Regions from separate parts of the Homo sapiens genome. Here region 2 is linked to region 1. Evidence: read pairs that join two places in POLR2A ChIA-PET (ENCODE). Cell type or tissue: HepG2. All regions are shown on one strand.

What was found. ChIA-PET counts read pairs that join two places held together with the same protein. Peaks named below come from ENCODE experiments on the same cell type or tissue, not always from the same donor. Only the 100,000 strongest peaks of a DNase experiment are listed, where the experiment ranks them.
Region 2: POLR2A ChIA-PET joins it to region 1 with 6 read pairs; 1 of 35 experiments calls an interaction of 5 or more read pairs at or near these places.

What each region holds. Positions count from the first base shown.
Region 1 is chr17:50,269,145-50,271,644 of GRCh38, forward strand. It overlaps LOC124904028 (a long non-coding RNA gene), which reads left to right. Exons shown (of 3, transcript XR_007065846.1): 1 at 1-84; 2 at 2,015-2,092; 3 at 2,222-2,259. It also overlaps a transcript of TMEM92 not described here. Among named protein-coding and RNA genes, the nearest start is that of TMEM92, 4.1 kb to the right of the region's middle. In HepG2, a CTCF peak has its summit at 1,130; a DNase peak (open chromatin) is centred at 1,147; H3K27me3 peaks cover 1,620 bases.
Region 2 is chr17:48,677,260-48,679,759 of GRCh38, forward strand. All of the region lies in intron 3 of LINC02086 (long intergenic non-protein coding RNA 2086), which reads left to right. Among named protein-coding and RNA genes, the nearest start is that of LINC03057, 32 kb to the left of the region's middle. In HepG2, a CTCF peak has its summit at 1,329 (motif pointing right); a DNase peak (open chromatin) is centred at 1,352; H3K27me3 peaks cover 1,088 bases.

The sequences.
Region 1 (2,500 bases):
CTGTCAGAGAGGCCCAGGGAAGAGGCCTGGGTAGGGGCGAGCAGGGAGCAGACAATCACTTGTTGAAGGAAGATCCAAGTCCAGGTAGGCTTTCTGGAGGAGGTGGCATTTGGGCTGAGCTTTAAAGGATGGGGAAGAATGTGTTCGGTTTCTGGGAGGGATTTGGGGAAGAAACTAGGTGGAAAAAACTGCCTGGACAGAGGCAAGGAGAGAAGCAGAAAGAGTAAGAGGAGGGGCTGGAGAACATGGTGGGGGGTGGGGGTCAGGTGGGGACTGGTTATGGGGGACCCTGAAGGTCTCTCTGAGATGGGACTTTATTCAGGTGGCAGCAGGGAGCCTCCGATTAGGGAACAAGAGAGCGACATGCCCAACATGGCCTGTCCCTCCTTGGCAATGAGGTGACCAAGCTAGAGGCCTTGTTGAATATGGCTACGAGAGTCCTGAGGAGCCAGGCTGCACGGGGTGCCGATGGCAGTGGGGATAAAGGGAGAGGACACCTGTGACAGGCACAGCCTCCAGTCTCCATGAGCTCTCAGCCCATGTGGAGAGGCGGGCCTCCTCTGTGAAGTAGACCCAGGCAGCGCTCAGTGGGCTGTGCGGGAGTAGAAAGGGGGAACAAACTGGGAGTGGAGGGAATCACATCTCCAGTCCCAGACCACGTTCAGGAGTGGTCGGCACCTGGACGGACATCCTCTGGGATCTGTCACCAGCCCCACCTTCTCAGGCCTGACTGGCCTTAAGTGGGGCCCAGTGGACAGCAGAGGGGTTTAGTGAGCAAAGCTTCCTGGGGAAACTGGGGTTGGATGCTGCAGCCCATCCAGGGAGGTGAGCAGTCCAAAAGCAGCGAGACCCTGCACTCCTTGGCACCCCACTCTGCCTCCATGTGAAATGCAGAGAAGGAAGTATGGGCCCCTTGTCTCTGCCAGGAATGACAGCTAGCATTTATTTGCCATTACTGTATGCCAGACTCTGAGCGGCCTGTTTCATCCTCATCATGGCCTATATGATGAGGGAGGTACTGTTATCCAACTCCTCCCTCTCCTTCCTGTTGAGAGAGGCCCAGAGAAGTTCCATTTCTCGTCTAAGGTCACACAGCACAACATATTCAGTGGCACACTGACTAACACGACACAATACTGCCCCTACAGGCAGAGCCGGGCTAGAGCAGAGCATTCTGCTGGCTTTGAAAAGAGATCCCAGCCTAGTGCCATCAGCCATTACAGATATTAGTGTCCACCAAAGTATGGGGGTGGGGGGGACTGCCAAGTAAAACAGAATTCACCCTGGCTCTTCCCCTTCACCCAAGCCTGGCCCCCTGGGCTGGGCTGAGCCAGGCTAGGCGAGGCCACCCACCCTGAGTGATCCTCCATCCAGAGCAGTGGAGCAGGGCTCCCCAGGCCCGAGGTGAGTGCCACCTGTGCTGGGTGTGGCGTCTTGAGCGCTGCATGGTTCTGATCCTGACTCAGCCCCTCATGTCCTGTGCGACCTGGCCTTCCCGCTCTCCAGGCCCTGGTTGCCTCCTCTGAGAAGGGCGTAAGTGGGCCGGCTGGCCTCGGAGGCCCCTCCTTCCAGCTGGGCCCCGGCAGGATGCACAATCAGCTCATTCTTTAGTGAATGCACTGGGGGCCCAGCGAGCGTTTATGAAGACATTTCGAAGTGGCTGCTCTTGGGAAACCCCAGATGGAATTTGGTGTTGAATCTAGGGGGCCGCTGACTACATGAGGCCTCTGGGTTTCTGTGCTCGTGTATGCCTGAGCACCTGCACACGCTGCCCTCCTGGTGCTAGGTGACGTGCCAAACAGAAGATGCTGGCCTTGTCCAGGACCCTCCTTCCTCTAGAACAGCCCTTCTCTGCTCAGTCTAGGGGGGTCCATGGTGCTCCCACCCCCTTCTGACCTCACCCACCAAAAATCCGAGGGCCCTGGGGCCATGATGAATGCTAACAGGCCCTGGTGTTCTTGGCCTGGCCTGGGACCACCCACTTCCAGGCTCCTCATCTTGTCCCCATCTGCAGGAAGGAACGTAGGGCAGTTTGGTGTCATGGAACTGGGGGCCCAGCCGAGGGGCTCAAGAGCCCTTCAGACTCTGCCTGGTGAGTCAAGTGCTAAGGACCTCACTTCTTCATTGGAAGATGTGGGGTGGGGGTGGAGTTTGTTCCTAGGACATTGTAGCGATGTGGATAGCATTGCCAGATTTTGTTTTGTTTTGTTTTTCTTTTTAGAGCGAGGGTGGTGCTCTGTCACCCAGGCTGGAGTGTAGTGGTGTGATCTCAGCTCACTGCAGCCTTGAACTCCTAGGCTCAAGTGATCCTCCTACCTCAACCTCCAGAGTAACTGGGACTACAGGTACATGCCACCACACCGGCTTAATTGCTTTTGTTTTCTTTGTTTGCAGAGACAGGGTCTTGCTATGTTGCCCAGGCTGGTCTCAAACTCCTGGGCTCAAGTGATCTTCCTACCTCGGCCTCTCCAAGTGCTGGGGTTATAAGCGTGAGCCACTG
Region 2 (2,500 bases), 1.6 Mb before region 1:
TCATGCCTCAGCCTCCCAAGTAGCTGGGATCACAGGTATGTGTCATGATACCTGGCTAATTTTTGTGTTTTTTCTAAAGATGGGGTTTCGCAATGTTGACCAGGCTGATCTTGAACTCCTGGCCTCAGGTGATCCACCCACTTCGGCCTCCCAAACTGTTGGGATTACAGGCGTGAGCCATCAAGCCTGACCTCAAGTTCCCTCTTTCTAATCTGGAATTGAGAATAGCACTAGCATCCAGGCCCACCTCAAAGGGTCAGACTGAAGTTCAGATGGCCCAAGGATGCACTAGAAAGTTCTTTATGCAATGTAAATGAGAGTTGCCTACTCTTGTCAGGCTCAAGTACCTTCACTCTACAGGCAACTGGCTACAGGCTTCTCACCCTGAGCGGTGGTCAGCTCAGCCAACTCACCCTCTCCACCCTCCTCCCTCCCTCCTTTTTCACAGGAAACTTAAGAGTCAGATCTCTTCCACTGCAAATGGAGATTCTTGATTTGGAGAGAATAAGATAAAGGACCTGACATCAATCCTTACTCTTGAAAGCATGTTGTTACTTTCTAAATATTATTGAAATTAAAAAAAAAAAATCTTCCCCCCAAATCAGTATATTTGAATTGCTAACAAGCCTCTCTGCCTTGTTTTTATCTCAAAGAATAAAATGCTGAGCCCTGCGTGGGATGCTAGATGCTAGAGAACTCCCCCATCTCTCTCTCTCTCTCTCTCTCTCTCTCTCTCTCTCTCTCTCTCTCTCTCTCTCAGTTCTGAACAAGGAGGGAAGGGGTAAAGAGTCCTTAGTGAGCGCCTTCTGCAGGGACAACCCTTCTGGACCCATCTGGATGGGAGCAGCCAGGAGAGGCAAGAAGCAGCTGTATTTGGTGGCACTGCCACAGCGTCTCCTCAGCCCCAGCAAGTGGCCTTTGGTCTAGAGTTGGTCCATCTGGCCCGCACAAGGCTCGAATCCAGCCCTAGAGACGCTCCCCGCCTGCTCCAGGTGGCCGGCACCCTAGACGGGGCAGGAAGGGCAGGCGCCAAGCCTCAAGTCTCAAACACGGTGCGGGGCTGCGCGGCAAGGAGAAACCCAGGAGATGCTCGGGGTCGGGGCCCAGGGCAGGGAAAACCCTCAGCTCTGGTCAAAAGCCAAGTGAGCGAAGGAGGCGATGCAACGTCACCCTGGTGGCCAAGGCAGGCACCCAGGTCTCGAGGTTCCAGGAGAGGGACGCGCTGTGACCACCAGCCCCCTAGGCTCCTGTCTGCTCGATGAGCGTCCACTCGCCAGTTCCAGCCGCGAGCGCCCCCAGCACTCCCGGAGCTGGGCCGGGCGCCGCCTTCCCTCGGGCGGCCGGCAGGGGTCAGTGTTTGGCCGCAGGTGAACAGACAGCGGCCGGGGCTGAATCTGGTTCTTCTAGCTGGGTCTTGCCCCTGCCAATCTGTCTGGACTTGTCCCCTGGCCGTTAACTGGGTTCTAGCCTATCGAGACTCCTCATATTCTCCCCACCCCCGACCACTACCTCCATACTGTCCTTCCTAAGTCACCAGGCCTGCACCCTTCCAGAAGCATAGATCCCTGGATACATGGATAATTACTTCCTGGCCTTATACCAGACAGTGATGCGAGACTGGAAAGAGGACATGGCACGGAGTCAGAAGATTTGAGTTCAAGTTCCTGCTCTGCCAATTACCAGCTGTGTGATCTTGGGCAAGTCACTTTACCTCTCTGTGTTAAGTTTCTCATCTTCAAAAATGAGCTAATGGCAATAGGAATGGCTATGATGCCACATGCCAAGGACTTATATGCCATATACTGTGTGTGTTATCATCTCGAGGGTTTAATAGGAGGAGACTATGGCCCAGAGAGATGAACAAGCAGCAGGAAGTAGCAGAGCCAGCCTCTGAACCCAGGTCTATCCATTTCTACCATGTTAACCTGCTTTGCAGGGCTGTAGTGAGAATTTAAATGTGGAATTTATATTATTCTCTTCTGGCAGTTTGGCCTGGATCCTGGTGGGTGAGCTTTCCCTCCTACTAACAGGGGAAGCAGGGAAAGGCATTTTCAATTATTAGAAACATCCTTAGTTAGTGGGGTATGAAATGAAAATAGCCCACTAGAATACAAGCTTCAGAAGGGAAGAGGTCTCACCTGTCTTGAGTCTGTTGCTCACATAATTCCTGATATATAGTAGATGCACAAGCAATATGAAGAAATGTAAACATGTGTACACCTCCTACCTTCATTATAAGATGGATTCTAACACAGAGTCATTTTTCATACCAACCGTGCAATTACCAGGCAAGTGATGCTAATTACTAGTTCTCATGACCACTATTGAGTTTAATTCAAGAGTTTTATTGGATCCCCTGAAGCTCCTACAACCCTCTAAATCATGGGGATTCAATAACAGTCTTTTTATCAGTATGTTCACAAGATAAATTGAGTAAACCAGCTTAATGACTCATCTTCATGACTTATGACGTTAAGAATAAGATGGGGGGAAATGACAA